Regions from separate parts of the Homo sapiens genome. Here region 1 is linked to region 2. A link is an interaction called in ENCODE POLR2A ChIA-PET data of the cell type or tissue named here. Cell type or tissue: MCF 10A. All regions are shown on one strand. Each heading gives the region's core, and the rest is flanking DNA. Links, peaks and the distances in the headings are about the cores only.

What was found. ChIA-PET counts read pairs that join two places held together with the same protein. Peaks named below come from ENCODE experiments on the same cell type or tissue, not always from the same donor. Only the 100,000 strongest peaks of a DNase experiment are listed, where the experiment ranks them.
Region 1: POLR2A ChIA-PET joins it to region 2 with 6 read pairs; 2 of 35 experiments call an interaction of 5 or more read pairs at or near these places.

The regions. Positions count from the first base shown.
Region 1 is chr13:50,204,446-50,212,327 of GRCh38, forward strand. The region is part of intron 2 of DLEU1 (deleted in lymphocytic leukemia 1); the gene reads left to right. Among named protein-coding and RNA genes, the nearest start is that of DLEU2, 83 kb to the left of the region's middle. In MCF 10A, for the core only: no CTCF peak of the experiment used is centred there; DNase peaks (open chromatin) are centred at 4,166 and 4,556.
Region 2 is chr13:50,517,781-50,525,662 of GRCh38, forward strand. The region is part of intron 5 of DLEU1 (deleted in lymphocytic leukemia 1); the gene reads left to right. DLEU1-AS1 (DLEU1 antisense RNA 1) reads right to left here. Exons shown (of 3, transcript NR_125753.1): 3 at 3,153-3,656. Among named protein-coding and RNA genes, the nearest start is that of DLEU1-AS1, 5.7 kb to the right of the region's middle. In MCF 10A, for the core only: no CTCF peak of the experiment used is centred there; a DNase peak (open chromatin) is centred at 4,111.

The DNA of each region.
Region 1 (7,882 bases), core at 2,267-6,266, 310 kb before region 2:
CCTGGTGCCCACAAGAAACCCAAAAACCCTGGAAAACTAAGTTTAGAATGCTAAGTTTAAGAAGTCATGCTGCAGAAAAGAGTATGGAAGAATCACTCAAAAATGTATCTGATTCTATCTTATTATACACTTCTTACCAATGAAAAACTCCTTCTAATGAGTGGAACATCAAATTTTGAAGAGCTTTGGGAATTTATCCTAAGGAGATGATTGGACAAGTAAATATAGATTTATGTATAAAAGTGTTCATTTCAGTATCTTTTATAGTAGCCAAACCCCAGAAATCATTTAAACACCCAGTGGCAGGGGACTGTTTAAATAAAGTATGATGGCATGGCCATCTACTGGAATATTACATGGTTATTAAAATGATCCTGTAAAATGTATTGACATTGACATATTTATAATATTTTGTTAAGTTTACAAAATAGCTTTATAAATAAATGAAACACTTTTTACTGGATGGAAATATGGCAAAAAAATGACAGTAATTATCCTAGAAGATTGGGTTATTAATTACCCTCTTCTTTTTCTTTTAGAGACAGTGTCTCGCTCTGGCACTCAAGCTGGAGTACAGTGGTGGGATCATAGCTCACAGCAGCCTCAAACTCCTGGGCTTAAGTAATCCTCCCAACTCAGCCTCCCAAGTAGCTGGGACTACAGGTTTGCACTACCATGCCCGACTAATCTGTGCATTTTTTGTAGAAACGGGGTCTCACTTTGTTGCCCAGGCTGGCGTTGAACCCCTGGCCTCAAGTGATCCTCCCACCTTGGTCTCCCAAAGTGGTGGGATTACAGGCATGAGCCACCATGCCTGGCCTTAATTACCTTCTATTAAAAACTATTTTGCCATATTTTCTGAATTTTTTTGCCATAAGCATTTTAATAATAAAAATAACAATGAATGATATGAAAATTGCCTTTGGAATCTCTTGATGGACACTTGACATCTGGAAGATTTGGTTTTCCCAATTCCATAGTTCTTGAACAGTTGGCCCCATTTTAGACTCTGACATAATAAACCTCCACACTTTTGATGAAGAAGCTTACATTTGATAAAGCTTAAGGATGACCTTTTGCTACCAAAACAGTTTAATGCCCATTCTACCCAGTCAGCCCTGTTCTTCCCTAGGTTGCTGACTTTGATTAAATTCATGGGTCTGAGTCCATCTGGATGAGTCCAGAGCAGTCTACCTAGTTTTCAAAAAAGATCAATACCTCACCATCTGCTTGTGAGATTTTTGAAGCATATGGATCAGCTCAGAGCACCAGCATTCCAGGCCCTGCAAGAGCAAACCATCTTGAATTGTCTGCTCTTCATCACTTTCATCAAAGGTTGGCTGAGAAACGTGATATTTATGGAAGATGGTTTAGAATACATCCTTTCCGCTAGACACTACAAGTTCTATGCTTGAATCAAGCCAAACTGACAGAAATTTCCATTCTTGGAATATGTGTCTAAGCTGCTCCTGAAATTAAATATTCATTGGTTGCATTTTAGTAAAACAGGAGGTTTATTAAAAGGCCACAATGGTGTTATCTCACAGAACTCTCTGGAAGAAAGTCCCTAGGCCTCAAGGAGACCAGGAAGAGGACCCGAAGGTCAGAAGGATGTCTGTCTCCACCTTTAGTTTCTGCTTCTCCGTGTTTCAAATTTGTTCAGCTCTCTCTTTGCAGAGCCAGCCTTCTGAGCATCCCTGATCCTGTAACCACATGTCCACAAGTAGAACAAACAAGGTGGCTAGGGTACCCTCTTTCCCAAGATTGGCCAGGGTAGGGGAGAGAAGCAGGTGATGGGGGGATTGGGAATGGTGTTCAGAGAAAGAGCATCTATTACATTATAGAACTTTGAAAGAAAAAATTGTTGTCATATTTTTCTCATTTATCGGGCATAGACTATGAGATAAAATCTTATTTTATTTACTTTTATTTTATTTACTTCTATCTACTCTGACCACCCTTGGAGGTTATCTATATTTGTATTACCCGGAATTTCCTTTACTAGAAGTTCTTGCCTTTGGGATAACCATTATTGTGCTCTAGATTTTTTATTCAACAATTTGTTGAGAAACAGATATAGAATACCTTTTACTAAATCTTATTTCTGTAGGAATGGTGTTGAGAGGGCTGTCAGTGATATCGCTGAATATTCTCCAAAAGTTTCAAGGACAAAATTGCTTTAAAACATTGAATTAAATATTAAATTAGAAAGTTCAGCATAATTGATAGTTTCTTTTCTCTGTGATTCAGAGACAAATATTATGTTCAAATGTAGCTGTTATCCTAGGCTCCCTTGTTGCATATAATTTGTGTTTTTCTTTTTCTTGGTCTAAAATTACCACTCTTACTTATATTTTCCCTAGTCCTGATGCTCTCTTCTTATTATATTTTATCAATTATTGCACATATTTTTATTGGAAGTACCTCAAATCCTTAGGAGGGAGGCCAGTCATAAATAAAGGCCAAGTTATTAATATCCAATAAGAATTTAATCTCTGTCTCTCTCATCTACCTATTCATCTATCTGCTTTAAGTTGGTTTTCTAAATTGCTGCTTCTTGTAATCTAATCTAGAGGCGTTAGTAATGCAGAAATGTCATATAGGGATAGACACAGGGGAGATGTAAGGGAACTGTTTTTACTGCCCTGCTTCTAACATGATATATTAATAGCAGGTCTTTACAATACCTGTCCATAAGCTTGGTGATCAGTGTATGTATTTCTGTGCATGGTTTTTATGTGTAAAACTGAATTAACAGATAAAATGTCTCATATTGACAGAAGTCTGTCTATGTGATAAAATAAAATCTACTTGATGCTCAGTTTGTTAATTCATATGATGCCTTTTAAATTACTCTATTATTTTAATATAAAACTGGAATTTTTTACTATAAAACTGGAATATATGAGTGTGTGTGTATCTGTGGCATATATACAAGTAGGTTGTATTCTATTAGGCTGGTGCAAAAGTAATCACAGTTTTTGCCATTACTAATATGTATATATCATATAGATATGAAAGTCAGATGTAACACCTGTCTTCATAATACCTAAATATAAAATCTCATACCCATCAATAATTCTCAAATGCTTTAAACCGACATTTTATAATAAAATTTTCAAACTTACAGAAAAGTTGGAACAATTTGACAGTGAACAACCCAGCTGGATTATCATTTAGATTCTATAATTAACATTTTACTATAGTGTTTCATCACATGTAGATATTCATCTACCTATCCCTCTATCCATTCATCAACACATATTATTTTTGGAATATATTTAAAAGTAAGTTGCAGATTCATCCTTAGACACTTCAGCATGCATATCTCTAACTAGATTTAAATAAATATTTTCCATGGTTTTTTCCCTTTGATGTCAAATCTACATACACTGAAATGCACATATCTTAAAGGTACCACTGAAAGAGGTTTGATAAATGAATACAGCTGTGTAACCCAAACCACTATTAAGGTATAGAACATATACATTACCATCATTCCAGAAAGTTCCTTCATGTTCCTCCCTAGTCAACCCCCATCCCCTCACCCCCAAAGCTGTTGATCATATTTTTTCCTATCATGTATTAGTTTTGCCTGTTCTGAAACTTACAACTTGAATCATACAATTGCTTTTGAGAACTAAAAGGAGTGTTTTCTTTTTATTGTTAACACTATTTAAATTTCTGGGATGATGAAACGTGGCCTCAGTGTCCTAAGGTATATAGAATTATAGATTATTATAAGTGGGGTGTTATCCAGGGCAGAGCAGTAGCTTACCCTTGGGTCTCGTTGACAGAGATGGGGTTTCACCATGTTGGCCAGGCTGGTCTTGAACTCCTGACGTCAACCAATCTGCCTGTCTCGGCCTCCCAAAGTGCTGGGATTACAGGCGTGAGCCTCCGCGCCCAGCCTGGATATGGTGATATGATTTTTTGTCAGTCACAGCCTCTGGTGAGGACAGTTGGCTAATTTAAAAAATGCTTGGCACACACATGAGCATTGTATCCTGCTGACAGCCTTCCACAGATTCGTCCTTTTGTCTAACTTAGAGTTCTCTTGGTGAAGAGATAGCTTGAAGTATGTTCTTAGGCAAGTCACTTCCATGACATGTTCTCCTTTGTGGAGTGAAAAAGTGAAAGGCGTTTGGATGAGAATCTGGTGAGCAATCAAAAACACACAAGTTTATAGGCTTCAGGCCAACATATTTTAGTCAGCTGAAATCAGGGAGACACTGCCTGGTTGGCTGGCTGCCTCCGGACCGGGGCATCCTGCAGAGGGGCCTTCAGCTAGGGGAGGGGCAGGGAAGAAAATCTCAGGAAAGGGTGGGCAGTCCACTTTTGACCACTCCACCTTATGCAATTCTTTCTTTTCCCTTCTTCTCCCTTCACTTTCTCTGTCCTCTTGACCTTTCATTTCCTTTCTTTTCTGTCTTCCCCGTGGCAGCTGTGAACATGTGGATCCCTTGTGCCTGAGGTTCTGCTGGTAGCTCCTGCAGCCCGCCAGACTCCAGGCTCAAGGCTTAGGGGTGTTTCTTCCCACAGTCTTCTGGAGAGTGTACCAACAATTTCTCCACGCTCCCTGGGGTTGCTCAGCTCAGCAGGGCTGGGGAAGTGAGAGCTGCTAACCGGCTGTGTCTGTGAGTCAGCATTTCTCCCCACCGACTCAGGTCTGGGGAGAGACCCTGGGAGAGGATGTGGAGGAGGCACTTTCCTTTCCCAGACTGGAGATCAGGCGTCCCCAGGGGCAGGGGGCTGGGGGTAGAAGGTCGAGGAGTGAGGAGTTGTGGAGAGTGAGTGGTGTCTGGAGCATAACTGTTGTATGTATTCATGCATGCGCGTGTACACATCACTGAATTTGTTTGTGGTGACTAGAGTCAGTTCTAAAATGTGTTCTTGTAAAGTCTTAGGCTCCTAAAAAAATCATTTGAATATGGATTTTAAATATTCTCAGAAGTTTGAGAAAATATTCCTACTAACTATGACAGGGAACAAATACATACAAATTAGTTAATAACATCATGCTAAAACGTATAATGTGATTTTCAAAACATGCTAAAGAGTTAAAAAGTCTTTTTAAAATTTGTTTATTTTTTATTTCTCTTCCCTCTTAGAGCGTAAAAAGTTTTAAGAGGGTTTTTTGTTTTTTCTTGATATTTAAAATTTTGGTTTGATGCTGAGAAAAGCTTTCCACATACTAGGCACGTAATAGATATTCAGTATTATGTGATCACAGGAAGTAAAATAAGTTAGAGAGATCAGAGAGATTATTCTGTATTTAAAGGATTGAGATTTTCTACTATTTTTAGCCAAAGAACAATATGCAACCTTGAGTTAAAAGATTCCTTATTACTGATTGGGAGTTTGACTGTTTTGCAAAAACTGTGCTTGCCACATATTGTCAGATGATGATGAAAAATCTAAGTTTAGGCTTGACATATAGTGAATTATGTGGCTTTTCCCCAACTTGAATAAACATACTTAAAAAAAATCCCACTGGTTTATTTGTCTTCATGTAGCTTGCTTACCTCACAAGGTTTATTTCAGTAGTCATTTAAAACCAAATTTCTGAATTCTTACATTGTATAGAAATATCCCAGGAACCATTTTTGGGTTGAACAAGACTTTTATATTAGTTCCCCAGTCATAACAATATTTTCTTGAAGTTACAGTAATATATTCTTGAAGGCATAATAATACATTCTTGAATATATTATTGAAATTCAACTTATATGAGAATATGTTAAGAATGTATGAGAATATATTAAAGAATATATTGAATGGTGGTATTACTTATATATTATTTATCACCATTTCTGGATATAGTGATATGCTTTTTTTTTTTTGAGACAGGGTCTCACTCTGTCACCCAAGCTGGAATGCAGTGGCAGGATCGCGGCTCACTGCAACCTCGGCCTCCTGGGTTCAAGCAATTCTCATGCCTCAGCCTCTCAAGTAACTGGGACTACAGGTGTGCACCACCGCACTTGGCTAATTTTTGTATTTTTTGTAGAGACAGGGTTTCACCATGTTGGTCAGGCTTGTCTTGAACTCCTGACCTCAAGCAGTCTGCCCATCTTGGCCTCCCAAAGTGCTGGGATTACAGGCGTGAGCCACCATGCCCAGCCTGGATATGGTGATATGATGTTTAGTTAGCCACAGCCTCTGGTGAGGACAGTTGACTAATTTAAAAATGCTTGGCACACACATGAGCATTGTATCCTGCTGAGAGTCTTCCACAGATTTGTCCTTTGGTCTAACTTATATTTCTCTAGGTGAAGTTTACACTCATTTCTTTTTGTTCTACCCTTATCGGTGACTAAGAGACCAGCTGTATTCCAACTTCTGAATACTGGCAGAATTCTGAATCAGTAGCTCTTCCAAAAGGGCCTAGCTTACCTCAGAGAATCAGTCTGACCCTTGTGTCCTTGTCTCCTCTATGGAGAACATGGAGTTGCTTTTCTTTGCAGTTGGTTGTAGCTTAAACCATAGTGCATTGCTGAGTCGTGTGATGTGTGATTCATCAGGCCTCAGGTGACAACGGTGGATTTCCTTCAGGAATGAGTAGCAAACATTTTGGCCCCTCTTTGGGTGCCAAGCACCATGAGGTAAGGGAGTACTTTACAGACCCCTAGAGATCCACGGGTGCTCTAGATATAGCCATATTTCAGCCCCTGGATCCTTTGTTAGTGCCATATTAGGAGAATGCCTGTGGAAATGGCTTCTTTTCTCCACATAAGGCTTTTCTTTTTCTATTTTTAAAAATTTGGACCACCAGGCAAGAACACATCAGGAATTTTTCTGTTTAATTTGAACACATGTGTTAAGAGGCAGAGTATAGAAAGTAGTCTGAGACTAGAGAATCTAATGGAGTAACTAAGAGGGTTTACACCTAGGATATTGGAATTAGCTATGTCCTAGGCTATAAATCTAAGGTATCTTTGTTCTAAAATGAAACATGACACAGACATGACAGATGACAAAGAGTACACTTTATTGTAGATCCATATAATACTGAGAAAATTATTTTTCTGCAAATCTCCTTGGAGATCAGGATGGGGTTGAACCTCACCTGAACCTTAAGTCATGGAAAGTGAAGGAGAATTTTAGGATGGCATACAGTACAATGATCTTTAAAATGAACTGCAGGGCCAGGCGCGGTGGCTCATGCCTGTAATCCCATTACTTTGGGAGGTTGAGGCGGGCAGATCACGAGGTCAAGAGATCGAGACCATCCTGGCCAATATGGTGAAACCCTGTCTCTATTAAAAATACAAAAATTAGCTGGGCGTGGTGGCACGCGCCTGTAGTCCCAGCTACTCAGGAGTCTGAGGCAGGAGAATCGCTTGATCCCAGGAGGCGGAGGTTGTAGTGAACCAAGATCGTGCCACTGCACCCCAGCGTGGGTGACAGAGCAAGACTCCGTCTCAAAAAAAAAAAAAAAAAAAGAGAGAGAGAGAAAGAAAATGAACTGTAGAACACTGATGTTCTTCTGGCAAGACCAAGTTGTTTTGCCACTAAAATATTGGAAAAATAAGTGTCTTTTCTTGATTTTAAGAAAAACACTTTCCCAGAATTATGTATGCTTTTCTCCCAATACTTTTTAAAGCTTTGGTGTTTGTTTCTGTACTAGAATCTAGTGTAAGAAAGATCTGACTGAGGGCACATGTTCTCAGGATCTCCTGAGGGCTGTGTCACAGGCAAAAACGTGGAATAAAATAAAATAAAATATCCAATTAAGCATAACACATTAACTTTAAAAAAACCTAAGTGTAGCAGTATTTAATAGTGTTTTGCAAAGATGCTGTTACTTTCATGACACCTACCACCTGAAGAAGTTTGAGAAGGACCAGGTTCTAATTGTGCAACTGCCATTAACTAGCTA
Region 2 (7,882 bases), core at 2,544-6,543:
TTAAACAAAATTGGTATACAGCTTTTTATGTGGGGTAGTGTTTTCAATTTTCACACTGATGCTATCATATTTCAGGAATAACCACAAGTGGTTAATTCTGTAATTCTTCTAGACATTTTATTTTAAACTTTAAACCTGAGGAAACCATGGTCAGTATCAATAAATGTTGATTGAGTGTCAACTGGGTATGAGCCCTGTCCCTGGCACTTTAACAAGTCTGCTCTGAGAGGTCTGGGTTTCCAAGATGTTCCATTACCTGGTTTAGGAGTCAGATATTTCCCTCAAAGAGGTATTCCTTGTTTCCTGAGTTTTAAAATTATTCTAAGTTCCCAGTTTTTAAAGCCATTATCTGTAAGACAGGAGTGCCCAGTAGTTTTCATTTACTAGGAGCTTATTGTGAGCTAGAAACTGTAGTTAGTCAAGTGTTTTACATGCATTTTTAAATTTTAATCTCCATACCAATCTACTAAATTGGCGCCCTATTCTTCTGAATCCCGTTTTAGAGGTGAGAGCACTGAGGCTTGCTGAGAACATGCCATCAGCTCCAGTGACACAGCCAGCATGGAATCCAGTTTAAATGTGGGCATGTCTGACTCCACAGCCTCTCTGCTACATCATGTGCAGTCTGCTTTTTGATGGCCTTTTGTTAATTCCTCCTTGGTGCCCTGATATTTCAGAAGTTATATGTCATTTAGTTACACATTTTAAACCTTAGGAAACCAAGTCTGCATCAACATTTACTAAGTATTGACTGGCTCTGCATTTAATGTTTTACACGTCCGTTTTGCATGGTCAGGATGTCCAAATTATTTCATTAGCTCATTATTTTGGTCATATGTATTTCTGAAGGGGACTATAATAATGAAAACTAGCTTAAATTCCCAATTATTCAGGCTATTTCATTTAAAGATGAGAACAGCTGGCAGTTTCAATTCCTCAAGTGTTGAAAAATTGTGGAAAAGAAAAACCCCAAACCAGCGTGTTAACAAATGGCTTAGCGAATGAATCGGAGGGATTGTGTTCTCTCTGGCCGTTTCTGGATATCTTCTGTGTGTCTCCACAATCTGGGTGCGGTGTGATGTGTTGCTCCACGGAGAAACCACAGTTGAAAGAATAAACAGGGATGACAGAATAAACAGAATAAACCCTGAGTGTGGGGGAAGCTTTGCAAGTCAGGCTCCTTTCACTCACATGCCTGGCCTTCTGGGAATGGGCCCAAAGTTTTCTCTTTGGGAACTGGTGTAAACGGCTTATTGCAGCCAGTTTGTTTGGTTTCTCATTGACTGGTACAGGGTCCTGGGCAGGCACTAGCAGAATGAGGCTGCCTTTGGGGGAGCCTCGCAAACTGGGCACTGCTCAGTAAACAAACACATGCACAAATGTGCTGAGGAAAGTGGGGACCCGGCATGGCACACACGCATGAACACACACACAGACTGAGGGAGATGATCTAATGGAGAAGAAAAGAATTTATTGTTGTTGATCATTATGGATTCCACCTCCAATTCAATGACACATTTTTCTGAAAAGATTTCCATTCTTTTGTTTTTGTTTTATTTTTAGTTTTAGTTCTGGGTATGTGTACAGGATGTGCAGGTTTGTTACATAGGTAAACATGTGCCATGGTGATTTCCTGCACCTATCAACCCATCACCTAGGTATTAAGCCCAGCATGCATTAGCTATTTGTCCTAATGCTCCCCCTCCCCAACCACATCTGCCAACAGGCCCCAGTGTATGTTGTTCCCTTCCTTGTGTCCATGTGTTCTCATTGTTCAGCTCCCACTTACAAGTGAGAACATGCAGTGTTTGATTTTCTATTCCTGCATTAGTTTGCTGAGGATAATGGCTTCCAGCTTCATCTGTGTCCCTGCAAAGAACATGATCTGTGTCCTTTTAATGGCTGCATAGGATTCCATGGTGTATATGTACCACATTTTCTTTATCCAGTGTATCACTGATGGGCATTTGAATTGATTCCATGTCTTTGCTATTGTGAAAAGTGCAGCAATGAACGTATGTGTGCATGTATCTTTGTAATAAAATGATTTATATTCCTTTGGGTATATACCCAGTAATGGGATTGCTGGGTCAAATGGTATTTCTGGTTCTAGATCTTTGAAGAATCGCCACACCATCTTCCACAATGGTTAAAGTAATTTACATTCCCACCAATGGTGTAAAAGTGTTCCTAAGATTTCCATTTTATGTTTGTCAAGCACTCTCCTTGGAGGAAGACTAAAGGCACACACTGTCCATAAGAACTGAACAATCAGTGCTGTTAAGTAAGTTGGGTTGAGATTGTGCAAGACCAGGAAATTGAAGAGGCAGTTGATGAAAGTTGTGAAAGGAAAATTGCAGAAAAAATCTTGCATGCCCATGATGGGGGCACTCAGCAGTGGAAACAGCAAAAAGAGGGACCCATTCTACAGCAGAACTGCCTTTTTCAATAGTGCTATTGGGACCTGGGCTCATGTTCTTGCTGAGAAGAGCCACTAATATTACCTGGGAGTGAGTTGAGCCTTAAAGTCCTTGTCTGTGCAGCCCTGTGTTTTGAGCACTTTCCAGATGGTTCAAGAAGTTTGTAGAACTTATTCATAATTTGTGTAGCAAAACAGCTGCATTTTGGAGCCTTGATAGTAGTATCACAGAGTTGGGCTGGAGGAGAGTCAAAGACAGGGACATATGTGTCACCTGGGCTGCTTTGGAGATCTCAGGACTGTGACAGGACAGTGACACCGGCCTGCAACCATAGACCACCAGTGTGCACTTATAACCTGGGCTCAGACAGATATGCTGACTCCCAAGATGGCTGTATCTTGAGTTAATGGCACATAATTCAGCCCCTCACTGAGGCTTTCCTGGAAATCTAACCATGGACTGTATGTGCACTCAGTCCTGGAACTCCCTGTCTGAAAGTGCAAAAATGCCTGTTCTGGTGTTTGTTCATTTGCAGTAGTTGCATGAGCCTCTGTCCTCAGGGTCTCTGTTTCCTTCTTCGTGTCCTGTGTCTCCATACTGCTTCTCTTCAAGTGCCATCTGTGAGACTCAGGGGGATCCTCCGACATTTACGGTCCTTAGCAGTAGGGTTTTCCCTAGTGGTAAATGGGAGAGAATCCTGAATTCTAGTCACCAGGAAGCAGAAGTACGGCTGAGAGACACTGAAACTCAAGGTCAAGTCTTGCAGGCAAGGAAGAGAATAGCAAGTTGAGCCCTGGCTGATTCAGAGTCCTTTATACTATTGAGATGTACACATTTTTTGGATTATATCACCTGAAAAAGCATGAGGTTTCCACTGTGACATTTATTTTCTTGGCCTTGAAACCCAGAATATTGAGAATGTGGCTGTTAACCAAAGCCTCCTGAACTGAAGGAGGTCTTTTCTTGTATAGTGTGTGAAAGCAGAGAGGAGCTGTTCATTGTAGCCTTTGAAGATCACCTCTTAATTTCCCCGTGTTCTTATTCTCTAACGATGTGCTTCACTCTTCTTTGGAGGGGAGCCTCCTCTGTGCTGTTTGAGATCAGTACTTCCTACTGCCTTTATGATGGCCTTAGAGAAGTTCTCCTGCCGGATCTAGATGGATCTCACATTATGAAAGGAGCAACAGAACCCTGTAGGAAGGCCAGGGCTCTATTTATTTACATTTGAGGTGGTGGCTGTGGAGGAGGAAGATTCAAAACACACAAAGTTATGTATGAATTATGATGTGATATGTTCAGCTTTTAGCTCTCTACTGGGCAGCACTTCAAAGTTTGTTTCAATGGATTTTCTTCAGGGGGCCACACCAGCATCCTCCAAATGGGAGTCTGAGGATGCCTCCCATCTTACATCACTCACAGATCACTGCCAGAGCAACAAGAAACAAAAACCCTAACAATTTACAGTTCACCCTCTTTGATGTAAGGTGCAGTGGGGACACGAAGCCCAGGCCTCTGAGTAGGATGTAGTTGGATTGGCACAGAAAGCAAACTCTTCTTTCTTTCCTCAAGAAGAAGGAAAACTACACTAGCAAATTAAAAATATTAGCAAGCTTCTACTCAGATACATTTAGCTTGATTTGGGTCAAGGTGGGGGAAGGGAAGAGTAAGGAATTCAAACAGCCTGTGCCAAGGATTTGCTGAACATGTTCTTTAAAAAAATGCTGACAGGCATTAAATTAAGTAACAACTGCAGATTACACAAGGGTAAACACTGCTGCTAATGTTTGACTAAAAGCTAACTGAGGGCTCTAAGTGATTCCAGTTAATTTATAGATCACGCCAGTAACAGCCCCAGGGGACTGGGGCTGCTGAAGGTGGGAGATTCGTTTTATAGCCAGAAGCCACGTTTTTAATTTTAGAAAAAGAAAACTAAAGCTGTAGGAACTGATTTAGAAACTTCAGAGGGAGAGAGAGAAAAAGAGAGGGAGAGAGGGGAGGGAGGAAAGACAGAAAGAGAGAGAGAGGTGTAGGGGGAATGAATTGAATGTCTTTGCTGGGCTTGGGATAGAAAAGTGGCTAAGAAAAAAACAGAAAGAAACACATCTAACTTTAAATAACTCTTCCAGGAGGAGAGAGCATGCTAGGATCAAGAGTTAACTATTCCTATGGGGTAGGGGTCTTAAATTCAAGACTGTGCCAGGGGCTCCATCGACCCCAAATGAAAGAGTATAAACTGCCTCGTGTTATCAAATAAGATTAATTTAATTTTGCAACATTTAGCTTCAAGTTAAAATTTAAATATATGGTTGTACAGTAAATGATTTTAAAATTATAGTCCCTCCAACATAACCTCTCTTGACACAATTTTAAATGCTTTTTAAATGGGATGTGTAGTTTGTTTAGTACATAGCAGTTGATGTCCTTAGATTGGGTTTTCATCATGTATTTTAATTTACTAAGGCTGGGATGACCATAATTGCCTAACAATTCAATGCAACGGAATGGGCTACTTCAGCACTTTTTACTGCATTTTTCCATATAATATCTAAAAGTCACCCTGCGACACACACAGGCTATGTTTATGAAAGCAAGGCTTTAACCCTTGCATTTTTCTAGGTTTGAATAATTTTCTTAATAAGGCAAAAAATGTTTGCAAATTTGCACCATGATGTCAGCACGTCATTGTGAAGGAGGTAGGACTGGCCTGCACTTCAGGGATGAAGTCCTGTCCATTTGGTGTTTGCAAACCTTGAGGATCCTCGTGGAAGCCCAGTAACTCCAAAGACCCTTGTTTCTTCCCAAGTTTCTGTCTCCTTTCAGGCAAGGGCAAACATATCTGCTTTGCTAGGCCAGTCTTTAGTTTAATCTTAGAGTCTCAAAAACAAACAGTGGTAAGGTCTGGATAACATAGTTATCCATTTCTGCGTTTGCCCAGATGAAACTTTAAAAATGCTAAAAATACCAGGGCAATTTCTGTTAATTGCTCTGGATTATCAGGCTGGAGAAATGGATTGGGCGGGTATATTCTAGTCTATTAAATCTTGTGCTAACTTTACTGATATCGTCTCTTGGACTCTGGCAGCCTATTCTGCTTTTCAGCATTCTCCAGGGATGCTCCCAGCGTGTTGGAAACCAAACTCCCTGTCTGCAGAGACAGCCCTAACACCAAAACTTTTGCTTTACTAGAGAAGCCAGAAGAGAAAAATAATGCTGTTGCATCCTCTCTGACTCAGTTGACTCACTTTATGACTTTTATTGTCGGATCCCAAACTTGATGGCTGACCTGACTGAGGTCACCAGCCCCATAGGGCTATTTTAAAACTTTGAAAATCACAAGGCATTTTCAGTTCTTGCCACTTATGAGTTTGTGCAACTATTCTGATGAGTGATCCTTGAAGATACATTGCCTCGAAATATGAAGGTGTGCCAAGCTCTAGCAAAACTGAAAAAAAAAGTGTCATTTCAGAATGACCAGAATCAGTAGACATTGTTTATTACCCTTATCCTCCACACCTGATGTTAAAAACAAAGACTAGGAGCACCCATGCCTGCCAGGTCAGTTTATTTGTGAACATTGAGGAATGTCTAAAGGGGATTAAGCTTTCATGTATGGAAATGCTTTCTAATTCAAATAACCCACTGTAATTTTTTTTAAAGTGACATGAATTGATGATTGTAGATACTGTCATACTGTATGACCAAATAACATGATTATAATGATGTGGCATTTCCTTTCCTTGTCTTTAACAAAACATATGGCTTTAGGTTACATTTGTCTGGCTTTTGGTTCTTCTACTTTAACTTGAAAGATGAAATTTATGCAATTTCTCAAGATCCCGAGTCACAAAGTTGGGTAATGGCAAATGGTATCCTAATAACAACAATAATAACTGGATTTTATTGTGTAGCTATTCAGTGACTGCTCTAAACAACAACCCTAGAGGGCAGGTACTATTGTTATTCCATTGCAAGTTTAGGAAGTGAGGCACAGAGAGATGTCAGGCATCCACAGTCACACAGCAGTTGATGCAGGAGCGCAGATTCAGCCACACTGCCTGTTTTTATCTAGTTTTGGGCTCTGCCAGCGAGAGGAAATGTCACCACTCTTCCTTTCCAGGATCAAACTGCATATGTACACTATATTAGCTCCACCGGACTCTGTAATCTAACTTATTTTGGCATGGTAGACCCTTCATGCTAGAGTGGAGGAAGAGGGACTGGATTTATTCTCCATCGTGCCTGAAGAATCCATCTCCTCCTACAATTTAGAACACACATTTTGTTTTTTAAGATTGGACTATTTTATTGGAAAACAGTGGTAGCTACACTTAGCTTACTATTAATACATGTCAGAAATTTTTCAAAGTACTTTCCATTTCTTTTTCATTTTATTCTCACACTATGAAGTAGACAGTATTATCATCTCCATGTTATAGATGGGTATACTGAAACACAGATGAGTCATGTCAGTTACTTAAAATTGTCTAGTCAAAGGGACACAGAGATGGGCTCACGTCCAGGTAGCCAGGTCCCATAGTCCATGCTCTTAATGCTACGCTATCTTTCCAATGAGTTGATAACTAGTCAGGTGATTTGAGGGTTAGCAATAAAATGATTTGGACTGAGTTCTATCACAGCTGATGGAATTGCAGAATTGGCCATTTTATCATTAACAAGAGCAGTGCTGCCCCCCCGTTTCTGCCATTGTCATCGCAGAACATTCCAGAAGAAAGGTCCTAGGAGGATCTACAGTGGCTTGTGTTGTTCTCCCAGCATCTCAGACTGTGATATCTAACTCTTACTTCTCTTTTCTATACCTTGGTTCTCCTGCCTCAGAATAATAAGCCCAATAACAATAGCCTCTTTTTATTTGTGGTGTTTTCCAGCGTACAAAGCGATTTCTCACACTAGGTGATGTGAACCTCACTATGGTTCTGTAGGGTGTATTCAGTCTTCATTGTATTGATAAGGAAACTGTAGTTCAGAAACACCCAAAGCCACAAAATTGGTCAAAACGGGCTGGACTTAAAACCTGGCTTTATAGCTGGACGCGGTGGCTCAAGCCTGTTATCCCAGCACTTTGAGAGGCCAAGGTGGGTGGATCATGAGGTCAGGAGATTGAGACCATCCTGGCTAACATGGTGAAACCCCGTCTCTACTAAAAATACAAAAAATTAGCTGGGCGTGGTGGCGGGCACCTGTAGTTCCGCCTACTTGGGAGGGTGAGGCAGGAGAATGGCGTGAACCCGGGAGGCGGAGCTTGCAGTGAGCCGAGATCGCGCCACTGCACTCCAGCCTGGGCCACAGAGCGAGGCTCCATCTCAAAAACAAAAACAAAAACAAACAAACAAAAAACAAAACAAAAAAAACCCCTGGCTTTATAATCTCCTATCCCCTATCCCTATTCCCAAATCCTCCTGCAGTGAGAAATAACCTCTTGTAGCAGCCATTTCAGTGGGAGT